2 separate regions of the Homo sapiens genome follow, and region 1 is linked to region 2. Evidence: chromatin loops called from intact Hi-C (ENCODE). Cell type or tissue: tibial artery. All regions are shown on one strand. Links, peaks and the distances in the headings refer to the core of each region. The heading gives the core; the rest is flanking DNA.

Evidence for each region. Peaks named below come from ENCODE experiments on the same cell type or tissue, not always from the same donor. Only the 100,000 strongest peaks of a DNase experiment are listed, where the experiment ranks them.
Region 1: a loop joins it to region 2, with 1.8 times the contacts of the local background. A loop is called at or near these places in 2 of 110 quality-filtered maps.

Annotation. Positions count from the first base shown.
Region 1 is chr4:87,567,241-87,583,405 of GRCh38, forward strand. DMP1-AS1 (DMP1 and DSPP antisense RNA 1) reads right to left here. Exons shown (of 4, transcript NR_198971.1): 4 at 819-1,293. Among named protein-coding and RNA genes, the nearest start is that of DSPP, 33 kb to the right of the region's middle. In tibial artery, for the core only: no CTCF peak of the experiment used is centred there; no DNase peak of the experiment used is centred there; H3K27ac peaks cover 1,045 bases.
Region 2 is chr4:87,617,515-87,633,679 of GRCh38, forward strand. The region is part of intron 3 of DMP1-AS1 (DMP1 and DSPP antisense RNA 1); the gene reads right to left. Among named protein-coding and RNA genes, the nearest start is that of DSPP, 17 kb to the left of the region's middle. In tibial artery, for the core only: no CTCF peak of the experiment used is centred there; no DNase peak of the experiment used is centred there; H3K27ac peaks cover 950 bases.

The DNA.
Region 1 (16,165 bases), core at 4,744-9,743, 51 kb before region 2:
ATTTCACTTATCTCACTTGTTAAAATGCTTTGAAAAATTTGCTACCTTGAATTTTCAAAGTCTTCCAAGTTCATGATTATCAGCTCATGAATGCTAGAAGAAAAGATGATTCACTGCTGTCCAAATTAAAATGCAGCAGGTTCTAGCTGAAAACAGTCCAGGGTTAGCTGATGACTAAATCTAAATGTCACATAGAATATCCTATTTTATTTTTAGGAGCTCCAGGAAACAAAGATATCCAGGTACAAGCACATTACAAACTCAGTGGGCTTTGCCAGACAGCATAACTTAAGCATTTTATTTTGAGTAGAAAGAACTCACTTTGTGCCCTACAAACGGTCACGCAGTTTACTTTCATACTGTGTTCCTTCGTCTGCGGTTATTATTTCCTTCTAAAGTACACAGATAGAAACATTTGCTTGCATGAAGAAAACTTTTCCACACTCCTATTTTCTTTCCCCACCACATTCCATAGTAAAATAATATATTTTTTTACATCTCAAGTTACTTTTCTCCTTCTATAACTATTTTAGTATTTCCAGGATTTAAAAAACCACACACACACACCCCCACACACACACCCCAATCAGCATCTCTTCAAAAAAAGAAAGTTTGTGAGCTCTTAATTTCTCTATTTTGAAGTTGTTTTCCTCAGCTCCGATAACAAAGTTATCCTTAGGGCATAAGGAAGTAGGCTGTTTACAATTAGTTAACACCAGGTCATCCTTTTTTTGACTTAAACCAGTTTTGGGGCATCAGGTATTCTTAACATTGATGCTGTGAAACTTCTAATGACCACAGGATTCAGAATTGCGCTACCCAAGGCAATGTATAAGTTATATATATTGTAGATATTGAAACAAAAGTGGGACGAACACACCAACCTTATGATGCAAGGTAACATATTCCATTCTATTAAAACAATGCTAATTGGGACCTGTTAAGATGATTTCACAACTCAGAATGAGTGATGGCCCACCATCTGAGAAGCACGGGCCCTAAGCACAGCATCCGTGGATGGTGGATGGCGGTTTTCAACCCAGGCTGAATATTAGAATTACTTGTGAAACTTCTTAGTAGTACAGATCTCACAGAGGCCCTATTAGTTAAGAATATCCAAGGAGTCATAACGAACATTTCTGAAACTTTTCGCTTGACAGATTTGGGAGTACAGTCGGACCCGGGGAGTGACAAGAACAGCAGGTTCATTTGTCACCACGAAGCGAGATAAATGAAATCTGAGGGTGGATCCAGGTTTTGTGGGGCCTGAAGCTCGTACAATTTTGGAATTCTCTGTAAGAAAAATGATACAAAATTAGGCAAGAAGAGAAATATTTTTTGGTGAATGAGAAAACAAACCACTACAAATTACAAATTTTAAAAAGCGGACAAATCCAACAAATACAAAAAATTCACAAAAATAACATTTTTATTAATTGGTTACCTACACAGCTCGTTAATACTTTCTACTTTACATTTATTAGATTCATGCTCATTTGATTTATATTTGGAAATAATAGAAATAACAGAATAACTATCTGGTCTTTCATTTAGTATGGTTGATGGAAGCTTATTTTTTATTGATGATAGTTGAGAAATTTCTTCCAGCTTCACAACTTGTTATTGGAAATGTCAAGTGAATTTCTGCACTGTTGTCTGAATTCGTTTGTTAGGGCTCCCATTACAAAATACCACAGACTGGGTGACTTATACAACATGAATTTATTTTCACAAATTCTGGAGTCTGGATGTTCATGATCAAGGTGTCGGCAGGTTTGGTTTCTTCTGAGGCCTCTCTCCTTGGCTCACAGAAGGACGTCTTCTTGCTGTGTCTTCACATGGCTGTCCCTCTGTGTGTGTTTGTGTCCTAATCTCCTCTTCTTATAAGGACACCTGTTATGCTCCATCAGGGCCCATCTTAATGACTCCATTTTAACTTAATTAGCTCTTTAAAGATATTTTCTCCAAATACAGACACATTTTAAAGTACTGAGGAGGCGTTTTAACTTTATGAATTTTAGGGGGGACACAAATCAGCTTATAACATTGTTAAACTTGCAAAAACATCTTTCAGATACTTTCATATTAAAATTTTCCTTGTGCAGTGATTGATCCTAAGTACTCTGAACTATTGACATTTTAACTAATTTGATGGCTAGGTCCTCATTATATTAGTTTATTGCCATCTCTTTGTAGACATCAAAGCAGCAAAAAAGGAACACATTTTCCAATAATTTATTTTCCGTTATTATTTAGATTTTCTTTTTTTTCCTTTCTTTTGAGATAAGGTCTCACTCTGTTGACGAGGCTGAAGTGCAGTGGTGTGATCATGCCTCACTGCAGTCTTGACCTCCTGGGCTCCAGTGATCCTCCCACCTCAGCCTCCTGAATAGCTGGAACTATAGGTGTGCACCATCAAGCCGGGCTAATTTTTAGTATGTTTCGTAGAGAGGGAGTTTAGCCACGTTGCTCAGGCTGGTCTTGAACTCCTGGACTCAAGTGATCTGCCTGTCTCAGCATCCCAAATTCTTGGGATTACAGGCATGAGCCACTGTGCCTGGCCCATTATTTAAATTTTCAAACAATCCAAGCATTTACTTGTTACTTCTATTTGAAATTTGTCACATTATTTTAATGAATTACTGCTGTTGGTATAATCTAAAAAAAAATTTACAGTTTGTTTCCTCAACATTAATTTCAATTTATTTCATTTTTAATCTGTATTGGTTTTGTTTTATATGCAATTAATTTTTATTTAAAAATTTTCTGCTACTTAATAAATATTTAAATTATAAAAGAACCTATGATTTATATGAGACCAAATCAGAAGTTTGTAACTTGTCCCTGTTTTTTAAAGAAAACATTCCTAAACTTCTTGCCAAATTGCAGTTGAGCTTTATTATAATAAGTATGCCATTTTTTATGAAAAGAGAAAAAAACTTTTTTAACTGTATTTTTTTAATAACTGTATATCCTAACTTATTGGGTATATAATCCTGACAGGACAGAACTTCAGTTTGGACAAGGTAGAGATGAGAACTGAATCCTCCACTACATTTCACATGGCTGATGTGGGAAGCATTTGTACAGACTAACTTCTGTTTCCATACATTTCAAACTTTGTTTCTCATTGACTATCCACATGCTTCCAGTACCAATTGCCATAAGAGATGTTCATTTCTTGAACTGGCTCTGTCCTTACAACTTCAGGATGCCAGGTGAGTTGACACAGTGGGGGGTAGAAGTATTCCTGGAAGCCGTTTCTACACTGGAACAGTTAGCAATGACTTTACTATACACGGAAACGACTGTGAACCACAGAAGTATAGCCCACTCAACTCAAACTGAAAATGTCCCCATGTCACCTTTCACTTTTGCTATTTTCCAAAAGTGCCTGTGGTTACTCCAGCATCAGCGGACATAGGGGAAGTCAGAGTGGAAAGGGACAGAGGACTGAATAAATTGTGGCTAAAATAGCCTGCTTTTGAAGATCTCATAAAAACATGACTATCTGAATATATTGCTAGGGCCCTCCCAGAGTTCTGGAAGGGGCCGTACAAGTTAGGGCAGGGGGTGCTCTGCATCTTAGCCATTTATGCCTAGTGTTCCATTTTTGGAACGCTAAGCATGTGGGAGTTATTTACATCCTACTGCTCAAGATCATCGCCAGGTCTGATTTTTCACACACACAAAATTGCAACCTCTGGCATAGATGGGTTATGGTTCATTATCTTTATGAAAATCTGACTCTGGCGAAGTGTCAGGAAGCTCTGTTGCCCCCCATACCATAAGTGGTTATTTGAGGTTTCTCCCTAGTACAGTGGTTTCCCAAAGTGTGTCTCCAAATTAGTCCATGATGATTTCAATAATGGAAGAAAAAACAAAATGAAAAAGATAAGGACAGTGTGATATGTATGTATCACATGGGGTTGTCAACTGTTCTCCTTGAGAGGGACTGTCATTTCTGAAGGAGAGAATACCTTTCCTATTAATTTGGTGTCAACATATCCTTCCTTATTTGAAATAGTGACACCAATGGAGAGTAAAGTGTCAAGCTGGCAACCTTATGCTGGTCTCTCCCCCTTCTGCTTTTACTATCATAGATTCCATTCAGCCTGTTAGTCCCTTTGGGCTGCTATAGCAAAGTACATAGACTAGGTGGCTTCTAAGAACAGATATTTCTTTCTTCTTTTTAAATATTTTTAATTTATTTTATTTTTATTTTCTATTTCCATAGGTTTTGGGGGAACAGGTGGTGTTTGGTTACATGAATAAGTTCTTTAGTGGTGATTTCTGAGATTTTGGTACACTGATCACCCAAGCAGTTGTACATTGTACCCAATGTGTAGTCTTGTATCCCTCACCCCCCTCTCACCCTTTCCTCAGAGTCCCTGAAGTCCATTGTATCATTCTTATGCCTTTGCATCCTCATAGCTTAGCTCCCACTTATGAGTGAGAACATACAATGTTTGTTTTTCTATTCCTGAGTTACTTCACTTAGAATAATAGTCACCAATTTCATCCAGGTCACCGCGAATGCCATTATTTCAATTACAGACATTTATTTCTCACAGTTCTGGTGGCTAGAAGTCCAAAATCAGGGTGTCAGCACTGTCGGGTTCTGGCGAGGGCCCTTTTCCTGGGTTCTGGCAAGGGCCGTTTTCTCATGTTGTGGACTTCTAGCTGTATTCTAACGTGGTGGAAGGAGAGGATAAGAGAGATCTCCAGGGTCCCTTTTGTAATCTCATTCACGAAGCCTCCACTCCCATGACCTAATCACTTCCTAAAGGTCCCACCTCCAAATACCATCACATTGGTGGTTAGGATTTCAACATAGGAATTTTGGGGGAACAAACATTCAGCCCCTAACAAGGAAGAGAGAGAAAATGGAAGATTGCGTGGGACAATTTCTGGCCAGATCTATCTAGAAGTGCATTCATCTCTCTTTTTTTTTTTTTTTTTTTTTTTTTTGAGATGGAGTCTTGCTCTGTTGCCCAGGCTGGAGTGCAGTGGCACAATCTCGGCTCACTGCAACCACCGCCTCCCGGGTTAAAGCAATTCTCTGCCTCAGCCTCCAGAGTAGCTGGGATTACAGGTGCCTGCCACCACACCTGGCTAATTTTTTGTCTTTTTAGTAGAGACAGGGTTTCACCATGTTGGCCAGGCTGGTCTTGAACTCCTGACCTCACGATCCACCTACCTCGGCCTCCCAAATTGTTGGGATTACAGGTGTGAGCCACTGCGCCCGGCCTGTGCATTCATCTCTTTTGCCTACATTTCTTTGACCAGAACTCAGCCCCATTGTTCCACCCTAGTTATGTGAATAGCTGAGACATGTGTTCCCAGCAGGAGAATGCATTGGCAAACCACAGCATTACCTCTACCATGTGGACTTTTTCTGGATCCTGATAATGTTTTAAGCAGTAGGAGTAGAATATGATTATTATTTTAGGCCTCTAGTCTATTTCATTACTTTTTACCACATAAAGTGACAACCTCAATACCTAAATTTAGTATTGCTTTGTATTGTTGTGTAACAAATTATCACAGATGTACACCATCACCCAATTATTATCTCATAGTTCTGTACATCAGAAGACTGGCATGGCATGGCTGTATTCTCTGCTTAGAGTCTTACAAGTCAGAATCAAGGCATGCTTTTCTGGAGGATCTGAGGAGGAATTCACATCCAAGCTCATTCAGCTTATTGCAGGATTCTGTTCCTTGCTGTGAACCTGGGACTGAGGTTCTGAATTATTTGGCTGTGGCTCTTTCCATCTTCAAGCCAGCAATGGTGTATCAAACCCTTCTCACCTTTGAATTTCTCTGACTTTGTCTTCTGCTTTTAAGGGCTCAGGTGGTTACCTTGGGCCCACCCAAGTACTCCAGGATAATCTTCCTGTTTTAAGGTTTAACTGAGTCATAACCTTAATTACATCTGAAACGTCTCTTTCACTATGTAAAGTTACATATTCATGGCTTGTAATGCCAGGGGTCAAATGTCACTGGGACCAAAATTCTGCCTACTACACCAGGAGTATCTCACAGAGACAGCCTTCCTTCTATTTTCACTCATTTTCCAACTCTGTCAAAGACCCAAGAGAACTCTAGCCTCTCCCAAATGCAGCCGGAAGTACCACATGTTACCAGTTTTGCTCCTCTGTTTGATTACAGGTGTGTGTGGAAGAGTGGGCTGCTCTGTCTCACCACTGGCTGGGTGGGTGAAGAGGGGATGGGAGCACTGGGGAGGGGTCTGGCACTGTAGGTTGTGGTGGTGAGTGACACTACTGTGGTTGAGTCTTCCTTCTTTTAAAAATCAAATGTATTATACTATGGGGCTGACACACGTTCTTTAATGCCACTCTCGCTCATATTCTAACCCATTGGACCAATAAATTAAATAAAAAAGATCTAAAAAGAAAAGCACTCTTTTGTTAACACTAGATAAAAACTGTTTCAGGAATTCTCTCTCTTTAAAACTCACTTTCTACATACATTCAGATCCCAAGAAGTCTCTAGCAACTTGCAAACCTCACAGTCCAAAGTATTGGATATCATTGGTTTTTCTCCTCTACCCAAATGCAGATATCTGAGAGGGTGCGCTGGGGACACGTATCTGACATATTTTGAGGAGAGCTTATTAACAAAATTACAGTGCTCATAGGCAAGAGTAATGTGTTACATGCTTCTTTGTAACTCTAAAAAGAAACTTATCATCAGAGTGAGCAGGCAACCTACAGAATGGGAGAAAATTTTTGCAATCTATCCATCTGACAAAGGGCTAATATCCAGAATCTACAAGAACTTAAACAAATTTACAAGAAAAAAAACCATCAAAAAGTGGGCAAAGGATATGAATAGACACTTCTCAAAAGAAGACATTTATGCAGCCAACAAACCTGAAAAAATGCTCATCATCACTGGTCATCAGAGAAATGCAAATCAAAACCACAATGAGATACCATCTCACACCAGTTATAATGGTGATCATTAAAAAGTCAGGAAACAACAGATTCTAGAGAGAACGTGGAGAAATAGGAATGCTTTTACACTGTTGGTGGGAGTGTAAATTAGTTCAACTATTGTGGAAGACAGTGTGGCGATTCCTCAAGGATCTAGAACTAGAATTACCATTTGACCCAGCAATCCCATTACTGGGTATATACCCAAAGGATTATAAATCATTCTACTATACAGACACATGCACACATATATTTATTGTGGCATTATTCACAATAAAAAAGACTTGGAACCAACCCAAATTAGACTGGATAAGGAAAATGTGGCACATATACAACATGGAATACTATGCAGCCATCAAAAAGGATGAGTTCATGTTCCTTGCAAGGACAGGGATGAAGCTGGAAACCATCATTCTCAGCAAACTATCACAAGAACAGAAAACCAAACACTGTATGCTCTCACTCATAAGTGGGAGTTGAACAAGGAGAACACATGGACACAGGGAGGGGAACATCACATACCAGGGCTTGTCAGGGGATGGGGGGCTAGGGGAGGGATAGCATTAGGAGAAATACCTAATGTAGGTGACGGGTTGTTGGGTGCAGCAAACCACCATGGCATGTGTATAGCTATGTAACAAACCTGCACATTCTGCACATGTACCCCAGAACTTAAAGTATAGTAATAATAATAATAAAAGACCTTTCCAAGTTGCTATAAACTATAGGGGTGACAAAACTCTACTATTTTCTTAGGGTCTCAACTGGGCTTGAGAATTAAATTGACATAAGAGAGATTAACAGGAGAAAAACATACAAATGTATTTAGTACAAACTTTTTGTGGCATTTGAGCCCTCATAAGTAAATTAAAACTTGAAGAAGCAGAGCCAAACACTTACATACTGAATTGGACAAAGAGTAGTAAATTGCAACAAAGTGGTAAGGTAAAGGGCCTTGGGCTAGGTTAGTCAGTTGGGTAGAGAAGTGGCTGGGAAAATAAGGATTTGCGTAACAGGGTTTGTTTTGTGCCGAGTTCCTTGGCTTCAACTTCCCATCCTTGACCATAAGAATGTTGCTTTCTTTTCTAGTACAGGGAGGACTTTTTTACATGAGAATTTTGTCTCCTGTTTTTAAGAAATAGCATGAAGGTTAGAGTGATCTCGCATCTGCTGTTCTTTTTTTAAGTGCCTTTAACTTCAATATGTCAGAGCAGCATATTTTGGGGTGGCATATTTTTAACACCTTCAGAACATATTAGCAATTTGCTAAATTCTTGCTGAATGAAAGGATGAATGAATGAATAAAACCTGAAGTGTAGTTCAACTGTTGCAACATTATAAGCAAATGAAATTGAAAAAGACAGACCATGTAATGAGGTCAATGTGTGTAAGGAAAGCTATTCATGTCAGAAGAAAGAGCAGGTTCACATCACATATTGCGACTGTGGTTTCAATTGTTATGTCTAAACTCCAGAATGACTTGTTATAAAATTCTGCTTTTTGTGTTCTATGCCTCTAGTTTATGTTTTAAGATGGCATCACACTAACTGCTTCCCATAAAAAGAGTATTCTCATAGAAAAACAGTGTTTTCATAGATAGATAATTATAGTTGTTTGAATTGTCTTTCAAAACTAGACACACCATTTGACTCAAAGTTAGAAATTTATGTTAAGAGGTAAATACGGAAAACTAAATCTAACCTTCTGTTACTTTATGTAGCAGGGAGTCTGCTTCTATGCCCTACTGATCAATTCAGTAGAAAAACGTTTGCTAACATAGTGTTGAGTGGCAATGTAACTAACTACCTGAGTTTTTTGTTTTCCACCAAATGGTTTTAAGATTCTAACAATACAATGAAGATGTTTCTATTTTTAAATTGTACACAGGTATTTTGAAACAATTTGAATTTACATAACAGTTGCCAGAACAGGTAAAAGAATGCTATACAAATAAATAATAAAAACAAATGAATATTAAAATAATAAATAAATAATAATAAAAATAAATAAATAGAAAACTGCTATATCTCTTTCACCCAGATTCCTCACATGTTAACATTTTATTGCATTTGCTTCATCATCTACACTCCATTAATCATCAGTCTCTTTCTGAACCTTTGCAGAGTAAGTTGCAGAAATGACATTCCATGACCCCTGCAAATTCCAGTGTATCACAAAGGTAATGACACTGTCACATAATAGAGCCTATAACTTGTCAAATAAACATGTCAGCATTGATACAACATAACTATCTAATCCGAAGATCCTGTTCAAATCTCACTAAATAGCCCTACAATGTCTCTTTTTCCTTTTTGATTCAGGATTCTATTCAGGAAAAAGTGTTGCATTTAGTTGTCTTCTCTGTTAAGACACCAAGTTGGAATAGTTCCCACTCTTTATTTGCCTTTCATATGCCTGACAGTTTTAAAAAATAGAAGCCTTAGATTCTGTAGGATGATCCTCAGCTTTGGTCCATCTGATGTGTTCTCATGATCAGCCTCAAGACACGCATTGTTGGCAGGGATACCATGGAAATGATGCTGAACCGTTCTCAGTGCATCATGTCAGGAGGCCGGTGATGCTAACCTATCCTATTGCTAGTGCTGGTAACCTGGATCACTTGCTCACGTTGCTCTCTGCCAGAATTCTCCATCTTAAAGTCACCATTTTTCCCTTTATAATTGATCAGTATTTGGGAGATGTATGGGGGTAGTTATTCTGATACTGTACCTCATCTAATCGCCACTCACCAGCTATGGCATCCATTAACAGTTTCTGTCTTGATCAGCCCCCTCTATAGTGGTTGCATAATGGTTGTTCTCTATTTTTCACATTTAATAGCTGACATTCTGTAAGAAAAAACTTTGTCTTCTCCTCCATTTATTTACTTATTCCTTAATTTATTTATATCAGTATAGACTCATGGATTTCTGTTTCATCATGGGTCATACTTCATTAATACCATTATTTATTTTGACTTAAAAATTGTTCCCATCTTGGTCAGTGAGAGCCCTTTCAAGTTGGCTTTTGTACCTTCTGGATGTGTGCCCATCATGCCCATCATTCTTTTTTTTTTTTTTTGAGATGGAGTCTCGCTCTGTCGCCCAGGCTGAAGTGCTGTGGTGCAATCTCGGCTCACTGCAAGCTCCGCCTCCCAGGTTCACGCCATTTTCCTGCCTCAGCCTCCCAAGTAGCTGGGACTGCAGGCGCCCGCCACCACGCCCGGCTAATTTTTTTTTTTTTTTTTTTTTGAGACGGAGTCTCACTCTGTCGCCCAGGCTGGAGTGCAGTGGCACGATCTGGGCTCACTGCAAGCTCCGCCTCCCACTCCTGGCTAATTTTTTTATTTTTAGTAGAGACAGGGTTTCACCATGTTGGCCAGGATGGTCTTGATCTCTTGATCCGCTTGTGATCCACTTGGCCTCCCACAGTGCTGGGATTACAGGCGTGAGCCACCGTGCCCAGCCTCAAGAAACTGCCTTTTTTTTTTTTTTTCCAGACAGAGTCTTGCTCTGTTGCCCAGGCTGGAGTGCAGTTGCGCGATCTCGGCCCACGGCAAGCTCCGCCTCCCGGGTTCATGCCTTTCTCCTGCCTCAGCCTCCCGAATAGCTGGGACTACAGGCACCCGCCACCACGCCCAGCTAATTTTTTTGTATTTTTAGTAGAGACGGGGTTTCACCTTGTTAGCCAGGATGGTCTCGATCTCCTGACTTCGTGATCCGCCCGCCTCGGCCTTCCAAAGTGCTGGGATTACAGGCGTGAGCCACCGCGCCTGGCCACCCGTCATTCTTTAGTATTTATGTTCTTTCTGATATAAAAAGATATTCTAGACTCATCTTGTGTTTTTTATTTTTGCCTTCAGTCCTAGAATTAGCCAATCAATGCCTTTCCTGAGGAAAGAGGTGTTCTCCAAGGAGCTCTAATTTCTTTCAGAGGAGAGTGGTATTTAGCAAGACATGTGTGATTTGGTGTACTCAAATCCATTTGCCTGGGATCTTGACTTTAGTACCTACAAATCAGGCCCTAGGCAAGGCATTTAACCTTCCTGTGCCTCAGTTTCCTCGTTTGTGAAACAGGGATAAAAATAGTTATCACCTTATGTTATTGTTGTGAGACCCAAGTAAGTTCATCCATGTAAAGCTCTTAGTGCTTAGCACATACTAAATTCTCAGTAAATTCTAACTATTATTTTCAGTTGAGGTAGGGTTACTTTCCTCAGTTTATTCAAGGATAAAACAACCCAGAGCCCCGGAAATGTAACATGCTCCTTGGACTTTCTCAGTCTCATTTCCTCAACCAGACATTTAGTAGGTCATAGTCATTTCTAAATTGAGGCTTCTGTCCAGGGTTAGAAGTACAGCTATTGTGTGTAATTGATTGATGATATATTGTTTAGTTACCAAATAAAAAGGGGCAAAGATTTTTTTTTTTTTTTGAGATGGAGCCTTGCTCTGTTGCCCAGGCTGGAGTGCAGTGGCACGATCACTGCTCACTGCAACCTCCACCTCCTGGGTTCAAGTGATGCTCGTGCCTCAGCCTCCCGAGTAGTGGGGATTACAGGCACACGCCACCATGCCCAGCTAACTTTTTTAAATTTTTTTAAAGTAGAGGTGGGGTTTCTCTGTTAGCCAGGCTGGTCTCAAACTCCTGACCTCAAGTGATCTGCCCGCCTCGGCCTCCCAAAGTGCTGGGATTACAGGCTTGAGCCACCACACCTGGCAGGGGGCAAAGATTTTTAAAAATTCTTAAGAAAATTAGAGATCCAGACAGTTTTCTTGTTCATATCAGCAGACATAGCAGAAAGCCTCTGTCCTCAGAAGAGAGCCTATGGATTTGGACAGATGTCTGCACGGGAACTTGATGGAGACTCCAGAGTTCCACTTCCTAATGTGACAAACCCACAAGAGAGGATCTGAATGATAATGGCATCAATAGTGTGCCTAGTGCATGAAAGGAAGAATGGCTCAAAGAAGAAGAGTGCCTGAATGAAGGCCACCTTGAATTTTCTGTACAATGTATCTCAAGTAGTTGAGTGATCTACTGAGTAGGGTCCTTTAGGGTCATTCACTTTTACACTGATTAATGTCTATCAAAATTCTGTTTTAATCTTTCCTTGACAGTGACTAATCAAGAGACCTGGTCATACCTTAAAACTGTTCTTATTTCATTACAGGACAGAGAAGTTTGTTTTCTTATGTTTCATGAGGTATTTTTTTAAATAAAATCTGTAATTCACATTTAAGGTTTTTAAATTATTTAAAAGAATGTTCTTTTCTGCTATTTTTGTGTGTGCCTGTTTAAAACTCTCCTATATAGATTTTATAGTGCAAATCAGAATCCTTTTAGACATGCAATTTTATATTGTGCTGACTAAGCCAAAGTTTGTACAGTCATCTGTATCCTTTTACTGTTTTTATCCTCTGACATGATTTTAGATAATGATGAAAAATAGACCTGCCGAAAACAACACCAACATTTCTGAAGAGTGAATTAATCCCTTCCTGTTTGCAATTTGGGTATCGTTGGTGACATTATCACATATCTTCAAACTTGGAAGATGACTGTGGTATAGCTTCCTGCCTCCTCCAATACAGCAGCCATCAATTTAGACAAAATACAGACATAATTATGTCCCTGAAAAAACAGAAAGGATGGTAAATTTCTCTTACAAGTGAGTGAAGACCCAGGCCTCCCAAATTTAGCCAGCTTTCTCTTGCAGGGACTGATTCTTGCCTCATCTGTTTCTCCCACAGAAAACACATCCTTTGACAAAAGTGAGAGAGTGTTTTGTGGGAAAAAAAAAGAGATCCAAGAATTAGCTTACTTTGTGTGAAATAATGCCTTCCTCGACTGCATGCATCACTGAGATATTGATTTATGTTTTTTACTTTGACAGTTTAAATTTTAGATAGAAATAATTTACTTTCCAGGATATCTTTTTGGGTATAGTACAGTGTCTTTTAAACATTCTCCATGTAAGCATGTCAATTTGCCTGAAGTTCCCCTGTCCCTGGATCAGGTGCCGGCATGCATTTCCTCTCTCTCTGCCAGCCTGCTGCTCTCACCCTCCCACCCCACCACCAGATCAGAGGAGGGCTGTGGTCCCAATAGAGGTGCTCAATTCACTGATCCTTTGGAGGAGGTAACAGAAGCAGTAGTGGCAGGAGATGGGGGTCGAAGGAAGGGGCATGGAGCCAGCAGACTGAAAAATACTACCGTGGGCTTGCATTCAGCAGTGTCTACCTTGTGAACCATATCAGAGCTGGACTCCAGGACACTGATATGTAATTACCTATTCTGTAGGGAAAAGGAAAGACTCAGTATCAGTAATAACAAACATGCCTATTGTTCTTTTCTGGTTACAAAATATTTTTACACATATAATATTTGATTCTCATAATAACTTTGTGAAGTAGGCATAAAAGGCATTCTTATTAGTCATGCCCCTTTGCAAATGAGACAAGCGAGGTTCAGAAAGTTTAAATGGCTTACTAAAATACACAAAGCTAAGAATCATCATCACCATAGCAGCTAACATTGATCTAATCCTTATTATATGCCAGGCACTGTATTATGTGCTTTATATGGATAGTTTTTTTATTTTTATTTTTATTTTTTGAGACGGAGTCTCGCTCTGTCGCCCAGGCTGGAGTGCAGTGGCGCGATCTCGGCTCACTGCAAGCTCCCCCTTCCGGGTTCCCGCCATTCTTCTGCCTCAGCCTCCCGAGTAGCTGGGACTACAGGCGCCCGCCACCACGCCCGGCTAATTTTTTGTATTTTTTAGTAGCTATGGGGTTTCACCGCGTTAGCCAGCATGGTCTCAATCTCCTGACCTTGTGATCTGCCCGCCTCAGCCTTCCAAAGTGCTGGGATTACAGGCGTGAGCCACTGCGCCCGGCCTATATGGATAGTTTTTTAAATTTAAGATAGCAAACTGCAAAACCAAAACCCAAAAATAGGCAAAGCTCTGTATCATTTCTACTATACCAAACAGCCTTCTTCAACAGTAATTCTCAGACACCCAAAAGTAAGTATTAGGAAGTCCAATACAAAATTTAAATTCCCAGAAAGCAACAGATCCTATAACTAATATCTTATAGTTAGGCCTACTTTAAGAAGATTTTTGAGAAAATGATTTATTTAAATTGACTATCCTTTCCAAATTTTTTCATTCAGTTTTCTATTACATTGACACATCTTATGATTTCACAAAAAGTGGGTAGAAAAGTGTAGCAAACAGCTGCCCTCCTATAAGGTTGCCCCCATCCTTTAGCATAAAACAATTCAGGCATTCAACATGAAAAAGTTCAATTATTCAAAGGTGCCTAAAATAATTTTATAGTTGATTATATGAAGGCATATTCTCTCTGCTGAGACTGGGTTATCTACCTAAATACATATTGGAACTGCTCATATAGTTTTCTGATAGATAACTTGGCACATTTTCTTTGGATTTTAGTGTGTTCAAACGTTTATAATATATTATATAAAAAGAGAAAAAACTACACTTCACTAAGCATGAGCTCTAAGTGAGTAATTTAAATCTGAGAGCATTTTGCTTTCAGAGTAAACACATTCGTAGCAAACATGCTCCCTGCTCCCAATCATGAGCCAGTGGCAGACATTGCTAGTTGCTGAAAACATTTGTTCCTTCTAAAGCAGGACTCAAAGCAGCATCAAAGCTTGTACTCTAATCGGCTATTACTGATCATTCACAGTTGGCACCTGTGAAGAAACCTAGATCTGAATAAGGTTGGTGGATTGTAGCAAAGTCAATATCCCTGTTGAGATATTGTACTGTATTATGGTTTTGTGAGATGTTACCACTGGGGGAAACTGGGTAAAGGATACACAGAATCTCTCTCTATTATTTCTTACAACTGCATGTGAATCTACAATTACCTGAAAACAAAAAGTTTAATTAAAAAAAGAAATCTATTTGTCACTTGAGATTTGCAATACATTTCAATGAAAATCTGTTTGATGCATTTATGGAATGACCATTTTAATTAAATGACAATTTCAGAGCAGGTAAACCACTGGGACATTTGGTTCAACCCTTTTATTTCAAAATGAGGAAATAAGGCTAAGGTGGCCGGGCGCAGTGGCTCACGCCTGTAATCCCAGCACTTTGGGAGGCCGAGGCGGGCGGATCATAATGTCAGGAGATCGAGACCATCCTGGCTAACAAGGTGAAACACCGTCTCTACTAAAAATACAAAAATTAGCTGGGCGTGGTGGCGGGCTCCTGTAGTCCCAGCTACTCAGGAGGCTGAGGCTGGAGAATGGCGTGAACCCGGGAGGCGGAGCTTGCAATGAGCCGAGATCGCGCCACTGCACTCCAGCCTGGGCGACAGAGCGAGACTCCGTCTCAAAATAAATAAATAAATAAATAAATAAATAAATAAATAAATAAGGCTGAGGGAAGTTAAATGGCTTTTGTTGTGATGCCTGAATCTATTTACATGCATGATACCTTACATGGAACAGAGAAATAAACTGACATTTATTAGGTGACTGTTTTGTGGCAGACGCTGTGCTAAGGGGACTTACATAAATGAACCTGCTTGACTTCCAAATACTTCTCGTAGGTGTTAGTCTCATTTTTTTTTTTTTTGTCTCTTTTTTTTACTTTGAGACGGAGGCGTGAGCCACCGCGTCCGGCCGGTGTTAGTCTCATTTGTACCTCTGAGGAAGTCGAAGCTTGCTGCGCCATGACATTAACTAATGATAGAGCCTGTATTCAAACTCCCTGTGCTTTCAGAGCAGTTAGCTCTCTCCTACACCACTTTTCAAACTTTTCCACTACAATTCACTCTAAAAAATATTACATTGTGACCCAAATACACATGCAAACTGAAACAAACCCTTAAAAATATCCTTATGATGTGTGATGCTCTAGTCTGTTCTGTCCTATTCTATTCTATTCTATTCTATTCTATTCTATTCTATTCTATTCTATTCTATTCTATTCTATTCTATTCTATTTAAAAATAAACTAAAATTGATTTTATAATTCATTAATGGGTTGTGACCTGTATTTTAAAAAACACAGCGTGCTATTTTCTCTTTACTATGCCACTTCCACTAGTACTTTGGAAGAACTCTTCATGCCATCCAATAGTCCTTTTTTCAGCTTTGCTCAGATCTTTCATACCAAAATTGAAGGGGATGTTGTCTTGGTCAGCCTTTGGTTATTTAAA
Region 2 (16,165 bases), core at 5,265-10,264:
CGAGGTCAAGAGATCGAGACCATCTTGGCCAACATGGTGAAACCCCGTCTCTACTAAAAATACAAATATCAGCTGGGAGTGGTGGCGCGCGTCTCTAGTCCCAGCTACTTGGGAGGCTGAGGCAGGAGAATCGCTTGAACCCAGGAGCGGAAGTTGCAGTAAGCTGAGATCGTGCCACTGCACTCTAGCCTAGCGACAGAACGAGAGTCCGTCTCAAAAAAACAAACAAACAAAAAAACTGTGTTATGTGGTATCAATTATTTATCTTTACATCAGTCTCACCAAGTCATTCTTAGTTCACATTTCCCTTGAAAACCTCAACACGCCAAAACTTCTAAACCAGACCCTGAGTCTCCCTTCCCACTATTAATCTCTTTAATAAAGCTAAAGCTGCTGGTGGGTAATGGTTTGGAAAACTTCTCTTTCTTATTTGAGAGTCATATATGCAGTTACGATCTGAGTATATATCACTCAGCTTTGGCATGAATGAAGGTAATTCTTAGCCCCAAGATGAAGCCCAATTTCTAGAAAATGACAATCTTAAAGGTGTATAGAGAATAGAGATTGATATTTAATAGTGTGGAGATATAGTTTATCATCTAAATTAGGGCACTTTGGAGAATGAAAGGGGTGTTATGAGTAATTATACGGAGACAGGAGATATAAATTGGGGTTGTCCCAGGGAAACTGGGAGATACTATAACCCTAACCCATAAACCTTAAGGGTATTTTTCAAGATTTAGTAGTGACGCTTTGAAATCTCCATCTTTTTCCATTGAGGTAATTATTTTAGCTTTGTTCTAAAGCAAAGCTGAAAATCTATAGAGTGAGATTATGAATGCAACTTCTTTAATGTTAATTTTCAACCAGTTGTTAGTTGACCATTTACCTTCTAATATTAGGCATATTTTATGAAGAGTTTCAGGAGGTTTATTTTTCTGCCTTCTTCCTCCTCTATGCAAGTGTCCTTAGGTAAGAGATCAACATTGTGAGGAGTATTGTTGAAGACTTTAAAAATACTATTCATAAACTTCTTGGTAACTCTTAAGAGTGCAAAATGTCCAGGTTTGTACTACATCACAGTCATGTCATGACTCTAAACTTCTTTCCATATAATATGTTCTAGGTTTTTAATTTCTTTAGATTTTAGGGTTTTTTCTTTCGTTTTGTTTTGTTTTAATTTGTAAAGCATTGCTTCTAGTATGTGTCACAACTATTTCAAAAGGTTGCTATGAACACTAAGTCAGGCAATGGACATGGAACTCTGTAAACTACACAAGATACATAAATGAAGGAGATAAATCTCGGTGTTATAATAAATATCCATTTATTAAAGTAAATATCCTTTTATACAATTGCTCACAAAGAAAATTCCCTTCATCCTAAAGAGTTTGCAAATACCCCCTCTATCACAAAATCTGATGTATAATATTTCTTTTAAAAATTAGCTATTTTTAATTAAAAAAGTAATATATGTATATGCACAAAATAAAAAAAACAAACACCATAAAGAGGTATACAGAAGTATTATCTTAAATCTTGACCCTTCTACACTCCCAGCCCTCTATATCTCTTTCCTATTGCCTATAAGCAATTCCCATTACTAATATCTTGTGGAGCGTTTCAGAAATATTCTATGTACATACATTCCCCTTTTAAAAACATGTGGAAGTTTACTATACACAATGCGTTCATCTTATTTTTTTCAATTTAATAAATACCTTAAATATTGGTTCATAGCACACAGATCAACTTCATTTTTCTTCACGGGTGTGCTGTATTTCGTTTTATGAAGTGCCATAAGGTATTTGATCTGCCTTTATTGTTCCATCACTTTCTAAGCCATTTCCAGTCTGATAAAAGTCTCTGCAGATATTGCCTGCAGTAACAGCCTAAGCTGGATCAATTTCTAGCCAGTTCTTATAAAGAATTTACTTTAAGAAATATTTAGAGGCAGGGAATGTTCAGAATCTAGGGTTGATACCAGAAGTAACAAAGATATGATCTTGATTTTCTTATATAATCACATCTGCATTGACTTCTGGACTTTCAGGGAAAGAATGGAGCAGACACACTACAAAAGAACATCGCAAAAGTAGATCCTTTGAACACAAGAAGTCTGGTATTAGGAAACAAAGCTTATTTTGAGTTATTTTCTGGAATAAAGATTAATAGGCTGTCTGCTAATATTGCCCACAAAAACAGTATTTTTTAAACTGCAGGTTGCCACTCATTTAGTAGATCATATCAATTTAGTGACTAATGATAAATATTTTATAAAACAAAAGAATAAAAAAGAAAAATCATAATGTACCATCTGTACTGTTTTGTGAACCTGGATCATATCTATCTATATATGTACACACACAAATATGTCCAAGTGTACATGTAGTAGGACCTGATGGAAAATGCCTTTCTTATTGTTGATTGTAGTTTTAAAAAGTTTGAAAGCCATTGGTTTAGAAAATAATTACTGCTAGTAATCATTTTATATTCACTTTTTCACATTCACTTTTTCCCTAGAAACCTCTAAGTTTCTTTCCCACTTTGAAGCAGAGATTTTAAAGAAAAAAGAAAGAAAGAAAGAAGGATGTATGTGTAGACGGACAGGGAAGAGTGGCAGTGGAATGCGTTTCTAGATTTATCTGTACCACGGTAAAAAGAGCCAAGGAAACATTGTCACTCTTGAACAAGAGGCTATCAGGATGGTGCTGGTGGACTTGTTAGAAATTCAAGATTTCTTTCTGGCTGCATGGATTACTCCACAGATGACTGAAGACAAGATCTGAAAACTTACTCTCAGAGGTGGTCTTGTCCTCCCCATCGACCGGAGAATTCTCTCTGTGTCGGTCATACCACAAATCAGGAAATGTGGTAACAGGTTTTGTTGTTGTTGTTTAAAAAATATATTTTTTACATAAAAAGATAACATTTATAAAGTTATACTTCACCATACAAATACATTTAAAATTATTAACTGAAGTGTAATTTCCCAGAAGTCAAACTTGCTTTATGATTTGTAATGGAAGTTTTGAAAAACTTTAGACCAAAATAACCAGGAACAATTTTCCTCTCCCTAAAAGGAGCAGGAACAGAATAGAATAGTTTAGTCATAGATGAAAATATCATTGTGTTCTCACAGTGATCCATTCACTGCTGCTTGGAAGCAAATCCTCTAGAGAATGAAACAAACCAACAACACAATGTTCCCATCCTCTACCCTCTGAACAGGGATCTTGGGTTCAGATGCTGAAAAAGAAAAAAAAGAAAAAACTCAATTCCTATGGGGAAGTCTTGCAGCTCAGAAAAATTGTGCAAAATCTAAAGATACATGAGACTCAATCTGTCTTCCATGAGTTTGCCCAGTTCCCACTCTAGCATGAAGCACTGATTTTATAGAGCTTGATCATAAGATACTTCCCTTATTCCCAAACCCATTATTTTGGGCTTCGCAACCTGCTCTACCCATCTCTCCTTTACTCTGTTTCCTTATTTTCCTCCCTAGTCTTTTTCTCTTCAAAGAGGTTAAGAAAGCTCTGTGGGGAGGAAACTCTTCGCCCTTTGCAGATTTTAATTCCCAGGCATCTCCCTTTGTGAGAACCCAGACAAACCCCCTGGCCAGGGACTGCTGTGCTTGGGCTTATATCACTGGTCTTTTTGTACACTCCTGGATTTCAGTCTCAACCAGCTGGTTCCTACCTTCCTGGCACTTTCCTCAATTGAAACCACTGAATCTTTCTTTGCTATTCTAACTCCATCTTTTTTATTCTGAGACCAAACAGAACTGAAGGCAAGAGATACTCAGACTGCAACAGACCAACCCTTAGGTACAGCATGATGGCACACTTACTTCTTGTCTTATCCTAATATCTTGATTCCAACAAGTAGACTCGGACCTTGTCCCAAAGCAACAATTCCTTTTGAGTGACCTGATCTTCTAAGTTGGCTTCTGTCTAGGTTCTTCATACTATTCTGGTAAACGGATGAGAATTTCCCCAGCCCAATCACCCTGAGAACACCAGGAGCAAACCTGTTATCTGATACAGTTGACTTTATGGATGCAATGCAATGAAGGTGGCTGTGGACCACAGCAGAGGTGGCTCAGCAAAGGAAAAGATAGAATTATTATAGGATTTTGGGAATGAGTGGAATGTAGATAGTATTTAAATGAAGCAGTGTTTGAAAGGTTCAAAGAAAACAGGGATAAGGATTTGGATTATGAAATAGACCCAGGCTCCTGTTTCTTTGCAAGGTACAAAGTTAGGATGAAGATGGATTGTTGTATCCAGAAACCCCTTATCTGAATCTCTCTGCACCTGGGTTGTAAATTGAGACTGCTTCTGTGTCAAAAGAGCTTAGACTCTCCAGGCAAGAATGGAGTGTTTCATTCTTACCGATATAATCTACAGCAACAAAGTCTCTGATAATCTTTGATTTTGAAAAAAATAAAGTTTCTTAATGATTAATAAGGCAGGAGTCCATTCAACAAAGGGAGTTGTTATGACGCTTTATAGCTTCAACACCCTTAAGAGAAATAGTTCCTGTTCAGTTTGCTGCTGTCTTTATATATGTCTATTAATGTAGCCTGATAAATGGTGAGATTTTTTACTCTCTCACTCTGAGCTAATTTTTGTTTTCTGAGGACGTATGTCTCTGTTAAAACAAAGACTCTGCCTATCCCGCCAGTCCAGTGGTCCCCAACTTTTTGGCACCAGGGACCAGTTTCTTGGAAGACAATTTTTCCACAGACAGGGTCGAGGAAGGGAGGGGACGGTTTCAGGATGATTCAAGCCCATTACATTTATCATTAGATTCTCACAAGGAGAGTGCGCCCTAGATCCCTCGAATGCACAGTGCACAATAGGGTTTGCACTCTATGAGAATCTAATGCTGTGGCTGATCTGACAGGAGGCAGAGCTCAGCCGGCAATGCTTGCTTGCCTGCCACTCACCTCCTGCTGTGCGGCCTGGTTCCTAACAAGCCACAGACCGGTATTGGTCTGTGGCCCAGTGGTTGAGATCGCCTGTGCTAGTTCTTCAGAATCAGGCAGGATTCCCAGATGCCTGTCTGTTCTTTAAATATCACCCAATATCACCTGTTGGACTTTGCATCGCTCCCATCGTCTCTGTTTCTCTTTTGCTAATTATTATCTGTACCCTGAGAACACATTGCCACTTTGTGAATTCTTGTGTTTTGCATACAGCTTTCCTTGCTTAAACCCTGCAGCATGGCACAACTTCTTCACTCTCATTTCTCACCCACTCCACGTAAACGGAGGTTCACGTTCTGTCTCTTTTCTGTCTATCCTATTCTGTTACTAGAAGCCCACCATAAATTGTCAGGTTGTGGTAGTTAGCAGTTCTCATCTCTAAACTGAACTCAACAGTCTTCTCTGGAATCCAGGTCGCTGTGCACTAACTTTGTAGATGTCTTCTTTCCCAGGGGTTTCCTTGGCTCTGTGTTTCTGAAGTTCAATTTCTAATTTTGACATTCTTCTCCTCACCCTTTTTGGCTTGTCTGAAGGACAGTTAAAATAACACATTTTATTGTTTTTAAGATTTCCAGGAGATTTTATTTTGGTTTTTATTTTTTATAACTTCACCTTTTATTTTTGATTCGGGGTACATGTACAGATTTGTTACCTGAGTATACTGTGTGATGCTGAGGTTTGGGGTACAGTCGATCCCATCACCCAGGTACTGACCATTGTACCCAATAGTTAGTTTTGCAACCCCTCCCCTCTCCTACCTCTAGTACCCTCCAGTTTCTATTGTTGCCATCTTTATGTCCATGAGTACCCAATGTTTAGCTCCCACTTGCAAGTGAGAACATGTGGTATTTGGTTTCCTGTTTCCGAGTTACTTCACTTAGGATAATGGCCTCCAGATGCATCCGTGTTGCTGCACAAGACACGATTTCATTCTTTTATGGCTGCATAGTATTCCATGGTGTATATGTACCACATTTTCTTCATCCAGTCCGCCATGGATGGGCACCTAGGTTGACTCCATGTCTTTGCTATTTTGAATAGTGAGAAGAGTCTAATCTTCAAAACCTGTTCTGAGTTTTTTCTTTCAGTGAAGCTCAAATCTTCACCTGTCATTATCTGCCAGTTGATGGTACTGAATTTCATTTCAGGATTGTAAAAGAAGAGTGCAGCTATTTTGTTCAACCCAAAGTTCTCACCACAGTCCTCTTTTCCACTCCGACTAGATCCAGGACAAACAAAATAAGCAAAAAATCCACACAAATAATCAGAAAGCACATCCACAATATTATTCACGGCTCTCCACTTAGAAAGAGAAAGCCATGAAACAAAATGGCAATTGACAGGTAAGTAAACTTACCTGGACTTATCAGAGAGGCAAATGCCAGCTCAGTAATGCTAGCATTTGTGTATAGATAAGTTTGTCACCTATTGTCTTCCTTGCTTCACAGAACTATCTTCAGAGGAATGTTTGATGGAGAAATGTCCAAATCTAGATGTCTATTGGGTGGAGCTTTGGCAACACCATTGCCAGTTCTAGCTTTTTAGAATTCTTGAAATAATCTTATCAACCTGCAGGTGTTTGCAGTACCTACATCACTGCCAATCACAGCGTGACCAGTGAAGTAGTGTTGGCCTGTAATCTGATAGAGTTCAAAAGTTCAAAAGCACAGAAATGGAGAGCAAGTATATCTATCTTTCCTTTTCTTTTTTTTCTGGAGACGGAGTCTCGCTCTGTTGCCCGGGCTGGAGTGCAGTGGTGCGATCTTGGCTCACTGTAACCTCTGCCTCCTGGGTTCAATCAATTCTCCTGCCTCAGCCTCCTGAGTAGCTGGGACTACAGGTGCACACCACCATGCCCAGCTAATGTTTTGTATTTTAGTAGAGACGGAGTTTCACGTGTTGCCCAGGCTGGTCTTGAACTCCTGAGCTCAGGCAATCCACTCGCCTCAGCCTCCCAAAGTGCTAGGATTATAGGCGTGAGCCACTGTGCCCGGCCTGCATTTCTATCTTTTATAGCAACTTGACACTGTCATGAAATCCCATGTGATCATTTTTCTAGTAATTCATTTTCATTGAATTTTATGAAAGTATTGATCCATGATGGATTTGAAATTTAAAAATATAACCGGTTTTTAACCATAGGTAGTTTGAGAAATATCTAGCTATCAGATGACTGCGGTTGAATTAAATTTAGCCTAAAGCTGCCTCCTTGCATATTTTAAGTTTGGCCTAAAGGTTTATCCATACATAGTGAACTGTAACCTAACTGGATATGTAAACAGACTATAGCCTACCCTTGTAACAAGCAGCTGAGTCTCAGCCAATCACAGCAGGCATACTTCAACCACTCACAGCCAAATGTTCAAACCGTGTTCAAACAAGGAAAACACTGAGCTGTAACCAAGCTGGCTGTCTCTGTGCCTCACTTCTGCTTTCTGTAAACTGCCTTCCTATTTCTGTCCATAAATCCTTCTGACAATGCAGCAGCGCTGGAATCTCTTTCTATCTATTCTGGTTTGGGGGACTATCTGATTCATGAATCCTTCTTTGCCCAGTTAAACTCTGTTAAACTTAATTGGTCTAAGTTTTTTTTTTTTTTTTTTAAAGACAACTGAAAATTAGGCATCTAAATTATCTTGAAATACATCAGCGGATGTACATACTATATACTACATAAAAGGGCTACTTGAGTGAGGAGCTGAAGCATTTATCAGAGAAATTCATATTTCATGTGCCAGAAATCTCAGAGATGTTCCCCTTTGAGACTAACATGACTATCTGACATCCGTTAAAATGAGATTATTGGGCTACGGGTGGAAGACAAGATGAATAAAAACCTTAAAAATTAGGGGATTGTTTTTCTGAAATCCAAATCTCTTGATATTCCTGGTCTTTCAAGAAAGAATAACTAGCAGAATGTCCTTCTACCAAGCTCATGAGGTTGATTCTTAGGCAGGAATAGAGGTAGCTCTGAGAAGATGCAGCCATCTGCCTCTTTTTGATTTATTGTAATATTAACCTAAAGCTACTTTTTTTTTTCTATTCACTAGGTGTGAATGGGCTGACTTCCACCAGTGAAAATATAGGAAAGCCAAAAAATACTTTTTGTGTTCTTAGACCTACTGACCGTGTGGAAGGAAAAGCTTCCATGGGGAGTTACCCACCAAGGGCACTTACTAAATTCTACTGATAATCCTGTGGATTCTCAGTGAGGCTTTAAAAAAATGCCCCTCAAATGCCAAAGCAATTCAGCATGATAATTTAAAAAGCTGACGTGGGTATTTGTATTCATCTCAAGAATTCCATTAGATACGTTTATGTTGTGCTCTTAAAGGCCTCTCCTTCATCAACTCCTGTAATTTCTCCTCTTTTTAGCTCCCACATTCTCCTATCTTTTGTATTAGGTGATCCTGTTTTGGACTATCAACCCTGGTTTTTATCTTGGCCAATCTTTGGGACAACTACTAGCATTGGATTGGCTCTGTCAGCTGCTATCTCAGGTAAGAGGTTCTTCGTTGCTACTCTCTACTCCTTACCATCCTCTCACTGCTTCTCAGTAATAACCTGGTTTGTTTTCTGAATTAGTAATCACCTGTTTTGTTTTCTGAAACTCAGTAGAGTGATTGAGAGAAGAGCCACACGTGGAAAAGATGGAAAGAGTCCAGTGGTTCTCAAACTTGAGTATGTATCAGAAACCCACAAAGGCCTTGTTTTAAACAAAGATCCATCTCCTGTCTTTCCCTGCTGAGTTCCTGATTTGGTAAGGGTAAAGGCCAAGATTTGCATCTCTTAACAAATTCCCAGGTAAGGCTGATACTATTGCCTGGAAAATCACACCTTGAGAATCCCTGAGCTAAACAATGTCAACCAGGTGAAGTGTGTGTATTAGCATCTCCAGTGAAGTGGGTTTTTTTGGAAGGGAGGCTAGGTTTAATTACCTTGAATTAAATCAGGAAAGCCAAAGTTAAGATCTGAATGCTGCATATTGATTAATATGCTTACCTAGGACACAAACTCATCCATAACGACATCTTATTTTCCCTTCTGGAGTGTACGGTCAATAGACAATCTAGACTGAGAGGATTCCTTCATTGCAAGCTAAGTTAGCTTCTGCTAAGTAAATGAAATAGGTGTTTTCTATATTTTATAGGCATTGAAGATTTAAGGCAAGTTTTTATGACCAATGAGAATTCTCTTTTTCATATGTAGAAGTAGCAACCCTTGCCCTAAAAATTATTTTAGAAATTGTGATGGTTAATTTCATGTGTCAACTTAGCTAGGCCACTATACCCAGATATTTGGTCAAACATTATTCTGCACGTTTCTTCAAAGGCATTTTTAAGGTATTTTAAGTTAAAGTTAACAATTAAATCAGTAGACTTTGAGTAAATCAGAATACCCTCTCTATTAGTCCGTTTTCATGCTGCTGATAAAGAGATACCCAAGACTGGGCAATTTATAAAAGAAAAAGGTTTAATTGGACTCACAGTTCCACGTGGCTGGGGAGGCCCCATGATCATGGCAGAAGGCAAGGAGGAGCAAGTCACATCTTATGTGGATGGCAGCAGGCAAAAAGAGAAGGCTTGTGCAGAGAAACTCCTGGTTTTTTTTTTTTTTTTTTTTTTTTTTTTTTGAAGTCTTGCTCTGTCACCAGGCTGGAGTGCAGTGGCACGATCTGGGCTCACTGCAACCGCCTCCTGGGGTTCAATCGGCTCTCTTGCCTCAGCCTCCTGCGTAGCCGGGACTACAGGCGTATGCCACCACGCCCAGCTAATTTTTGTATTTTTAGTAGAGACGGGGTTTCACTGTATTGGCCAGGATGGTCTCGATCTTTTGACCTCGTGATCTGCGTGCCTTGGCCTCCCAAAGTGCTGGGATTACAGGCGTGAGCCACCTTGCCCAGCCGAAATTCCCGTTTTTAAAACCATCAGATCTTGTGAGACCCACTCACTATCACAAGAACAGCACAGGAAAAGACCCGCCCCTAAGATTCAATCATCTCCCAGTAGGTCCCTCCCACAACACGTGGGAATTATGCGAGCTACTAATGAGATTTGGGTGGAAACACAGAGCCAAACCGTATCGCTTTCCATAATGTGGATGGGCCTCATCCAATCAGTTAAAGGCCTTAATAGAGAAAAAACCGAGGTCCCGGGAAGATGAGGGAATTAGAGCAGATTCCCTTCAGACTCTTTAGAACTACAAGTCTTCCCTAGGTTTCCAGCCTGCCAGCCCACCCTGCAGTTTTTGGACTTGCCAGTCTGCACAATTGAGCAGGCTGATTCCTTAAAATAAATCTCTTTTTCTCTCTCCCTCTTTCTCTATATACGCATCTTACTGGGTCTGTTTTTCTGGAAAATACTGACTGATAAAGAAGTAATGACAACTCTAGAAAACTTCTTGCTACTTGATGGGAGAAACATTTGTACAGCATTTCCTAGGATGTGATCCATAAAACCCCGTTCTGAAGAATGTTCAATAGAAAGGGGGACTCTGGAGATTACCAGTAAGTATTATTAGCTCATAACAGGCTCTGAAAATCTCCATAGTTAAGAAGCTCATTGACTTTTTTAAACTAAGAAATTCCCAAATAAATCTGATCATGGAATCTTTTTTGCCCTGCATTAGTTACTGGCCACCGAGGGAATCTATATTACAGAACAATTTTGGGATTGATATTTTAATAATTTCATTCTCCCTTACCCAGAAGTTATATTTATCTGTACCCATTCTTTCCGCTTTCTGAGGTGCAGATGGTTTCTGCATCTGTCTAAGGCTGAGCCATCTGGGTCTTAGGCCTCTGTATTTGTCTCTTAGAGTTCTCATATGTCAGGTAAGAAATCCAGCTAACTTTCTGCTACCATCCTGTTAGGGAGATACCTTGGATGTCCAGCCCTAAGCTATCTCTGTAGTCACCAGAAATGTGACTGAAGAAGGTTTCAGATGATTCCTGTCCTAGCCAACATCTGAGAGCAAACACATGAGAGACCTCAGTTGTAAACCACTCAGCTGAATCTGTAGTTGACCCATAGAAGTTCAAAAGATAATAATAATAATAATAATAATAATAATAAATTGAGGTTTCAAGTCACTAGGTTTTGGGATAGTGTCATGTGCTGAATATTTGTCCCACTCCCCCCCATTCATTTGTTGAAATTTGAACCCCTAATGTGATGGTGTTAAGAGGTGGAGCCTGTGGAAGGTAAGTAGGTCATGAGAGTGGAGCCCTCATGAATGGGATTAGTGCCCTTATAAGAAGATGCCAGAGAGCTAATCTGCTCTCTTTCAGACATGTGAGAGACATCTACATGCCTGTGTCGCTCATCAGATTTTAAATTCCTGAAGAGCAGACAGTGTGTCTGTCTTATTCTTCCTTGGATCCCCAGTACAGTGCCTGGAAACTAATTTGATCAATAAATTCATGTTAAATACTGAATAACATAAAGAGTGCGGGAAGAAGTGCTTGTGAGTTGTCAGGAAGAAGACTATCTTCACTATTGTATTTGAAGGGGGCTTTAAAAGATGTGTAGGTTATGGCCGGGCGCAGTGGCTCACGCCTGTAATCCCAGCACTTTGGGAGGCTGAGGCAGGTGGATCACCTGAGGTCAAGAGTTCAAGACCAGCCTGGCCAACATGGTGAAACCCCATCTCTACTAAAAATACAAAAATAGCCGGGTGTGGTGGCAGGTGCCTGTAATCCCAGCTACTTGGGAGGCTGAGGCAGGAGAATCGCTTGAACCTGGGAGGCAGAGGTTGCAGTGAGCCGAGATCGCACCATTGCACTCCAGCTTGGGCAACAAGAGCAAGACTTCTGTCTAAAAAAAAAAAAAAAAAAATTATATATATATATATATAAAATAAAAATAAATAAATAAAAGATGTGTAGGTTATTGATAGGTAGCAAGGAGGGCATTCTGAGTGAGGTGAACCATTGATTAAAAGCAGAATGTATTGGGGGTACAATGACTAAACCAGTATGCCTGGAGCATAAGTTTCATAAGATTCATAGAGATATTATGAAAAAGAAGATGAGATACGGAGCTAAGAAAAAAATAATGTAGGGCAATGCTCGTTGCTACATTTCAATGGGTTTTGGTTTTTTAAAAATTTAATTAAAAAAACCCAGCAATTTCAAATAGTTTGACCTAAAGTAATAATAAACATGGTCTTGGACAAACCTATTCATTCCTTTAAATTATTCAAGGAAGGAAATGTTATCTTTTTTCAAAATGCCTACAAGGATTCTGTCTGACCCTGATGATAATTAACAAGTACCTAGAGAAAGAAGAGACAAAGAGGTTAAGGAGTGGAAGAAGAAATTGCAAAATTTTAAAAAGTTAAAACAGATCGAGACCATCCTGGCCATCATGGTGAAACCCTGTTTCTACTAAAAATACAAAAATTAGCCAGTTGTGGTGGCATGTGCCTGTAGTCCCAGCTACCTGGGAGGCTTAGGCAGGAGAATCACTTGAATCTGGGAGGCGGAGGTTGCAGTGAGCCAAGATTGCGCCACTGCACTCCAGCCTGGCGACAGAGCGAGACTCCATCTCAAAAAACAAACAAACAAACAAACAAACAAACAACAAAAAAGTTAAAAGCATTAGCAGGCCAGGTGCAGTGGTTCATGCCTGTAATCCCAGCAGTTTGGGAGGCCGAGGCAGGCAGATCACTTAGTCCAGGAGTTCCAGACCAGCCTGGTCAACATGGTGAAACCTCCCCTCTACAAAAAAATACAAAAATTAGCCAGGCGTGGTGGCATGTACCTGTAGTCCCAGCTACTCAGGAGGCTGAGGTGGGAAGATTGCTTGAACCCAGGAGGTGAAGTTGCAGTGAGCTGAGATTGCGGCACTGCACTCCAGCCTGGGTGACAGAGTGAGACCCTGTCTCAAACAAACAAACAAAAAAAGCATTAGTGAAGAAATAGCAATATATTAGACTGTTGAAAATAAGATTAGAAAATATACTAAAATGAGCACATAGATTTCAGTTGATATTTATGTATGTAATTTTATGTACTCAGAAAAGTAACCTAGTAGATATGTAGATATTCTATTACTAAGAAAGGAGAAACTTTTTTTGGTCTTACAATTAATGGGAATGTAAGAATGCTTTGAGAAGGTTACCAGTTTTCATGCCTGTGTTTAAAGAGGACAACTCTAACTTGGTTCATGTGGATTCTTAAACATACCAATCAAACCAAGGACTGCAAACGTGATAATACAATATGAAGCTTAATGCATATCTAAGTGAAATGTTTACCTGTCTTCATAATAATTACTGTCGTTGGGCTGGGCATGGTGGCTCACGCCTGCAATTCCAGGACTTTGGGAGGCCGAGGCAAGTGGATCACCTGAGGTCAGGAGTTCAAGACCAGCCTGACCACTGTGATGAAACCCCCTCTCTACTAAAAATGCAATAATAATAATAATAGTAATAATTACCATTGTCAAAGGTATCAGTGATTATTATGCTTCTGCTCATCAAATTTGGTTAACCTAGAGTGGCAAAACACCATTGATGTAATTGACTACTGGAGAAGTCACAAATCTATTTCAGCTTCACCTTTCTTATTATCTTTTGACATGATGGTGCATTAGATGAATATTTTTATACATATATAAATTTATAGAAATGTATGTATAATCTGGTTTGCCAAAATTACATACTTTAACAGCAAAGTGAAAAATCCTAATTGGTTAAAAAAAAAAAAAAGGCCATGAATAAGGGCTAGGTGCAGTGACTCATGCCTGTAATTTCAGCACTTTGGGAGGCCAAACGGGGAGGAGTGCTTGAGGGCAGGAGTTCGAGACCAGCCTGGGCAACATGTTGAGTCCCCAGCTACTCAAAAGGCTGAGCTTGGAGGGTTGCTTGAGCCCAGGAGTTGGAGGCTGCAGTGAGCTATAATCATGCCACGGCATTCCAGCCTGGGTAACAGAGTGAGGCTGTCTCTTAAAAAAAAATGCCATGAGTAAAAGTAAGGAAGCATTTGGAAGAAAATATGCCCTACCAAGTTTGTCTGTATCCAGAACCAACAACTATTTGGCTGATATTTCATGTTGAGATGCTTTGATGGCATTGCTTTACTGTCTTATTAAATTATGTCAATGGAAGGTTTTCACACATCTTTGTCGAGGTTGGACTGGTTTGCCACCGACAGATGACTTATCTTCAGAGTAAGCTACTCTTTTCTAGACCAATCTTTTTCCTTTTGCTAATTAAGAATTGACTCCTCTGGAATCCTTTTATTGACCATGAAGGGTGGTAGGAAGGAAGTCTCAAGGAGAAAATGTTGGAGAACTGATGTGTAATCTATTCTAAGCATTATTTAAAGTTGGCAAAGAAAAATGTGGGACATAGTGTTCTCAGTGTTAGCCATTTTTATTCTACTAGCAATTTTCTCCAAAATCAGAACATCTTGAGGTCTCCAGATTGGAAAAGAATCAATTTTTGTGGCAGAGTGAAATCAACCTTTTTCAAATAACCAAGCTGTGGTGTTGTAAATTCAAAAATAGTCTCCAAATAGCTGCAACTTTCAACTGTTCTTACAAATAAAAACATTTTTAAAAAACCAGTTTTATCCACTTCCAAATCCTAAGACAAAGAATTAATTAAACTACCTTCATGGAAAAGAGACAAACATTTTTAAAAATCAAATGCATTCTGACATAAAAACATTACAAACACTTGCTTACTTAAGATTAGAAAAACCAACCAAAGTGATGCCCATAAAAATGGTGAAATTACATTATGAGCCTATGGAAGAGCTGATCTTAACTATCATATTCAGTATTAATTTTTTGAAAACAATATTTGTCTTAAAGACTTTTCACTATTAAATATAATCCAACCTTAACAAACATTTAAAACAAATGCTTGTGTAACCACCATGGACATTATGAAAAATAATACTGCTGCCTCTCCAAAGCAACTCCATAACCCTCCCCCAGAGACAACTTAGCCTGACTGTGGCAATCACTTCCTTGCATATCTTTTACTTAATATATAAATATGCACCTAAATATGTGTTCTGAAATACTATTGTGTGAGTTTTGCCAATGGCTACTGGCTACTACATTGAAACATGCAGATACAGAACACCTCGTCATCTCAGAAAGCTCTTCTGGACAAGCTGCTCTAGAATGACAACAACTTCAGAGCCTAGCCTATGACTCATTCTTCTTATATCTCCATGCCCTGACCCCCACCACAATGCCTAACACAGTATTCTTTTGACAATTGCCTGTTGGACTAGACTACCTCCAAGGAGGTTTAGAGTCCAGTGGTGAAAATAGAAAATAAGCAGAATGCTAAATGAGGTTCCAAAGGCTGAGAACATGACACAAGTGGCCAATATAATAGTTTCCCAATACCCTAAATATGTGAGAAGGAGACTATGAAACAAGTATTAGTGATCATTTACCTTCAGCTTATGAAGGGGAACAGGTGGTGGGGGGGTGCGGAGAGAGAAAAGAGGAGAGAAAAAGAGATTCCTTCAGATAGGTTTGGAATGTTCTTGTATCACTCCCAGTCTCCATTCATAACGTAATGTGGGATAAGGGGAGGATTGCTTTCTCTTCGTCATAAACCAAGTAAGAAAGGTATTAAGGAGACCGCTTAAAGAGCTTGTATGTGTCTCCTGGAGCCTGGAGAACATACAGACGTCAAAAATATAATATTTGGAATCCCTGGCTCTTTGACTTGCTGACTCTGTGACATTGGGCAAGTTAGATAACCTCTTGGCATTTCAGTTTCCTCATTTTAAGTTTTGGATATGACAATACCTATTTCACAGGGTTAACATAGGCATTAAATGAGAAAATCCATGCAAGGTACCAATAATAGCAAATTACTTCACTTCATTTGAATTGGGTCTGCTGGTTGGCAAATTCCTTTTACTATAAATCTTTGAACACGGTCTTAAGCTCAGCAGCTTTTGGCAGCTAAGCAGAAAATCTGGCTTTCTGCCAAACATGTGCTCTTTATTGTAAAATATGGAATGTTGTCTCTAGGAGATACTTTGCTGGGCTCAGGACTCCTTCCCCTCCTCCTTGCACTCAAATATGCCCATGTCACAATGATCATCAATGCAGTGTGAGTGGAAGTGATCTGTAATACTTCTAGACGGGGTTTCCCTTTTTCCTCCCTTCACACATTCCACCTTATCCACCACCATTT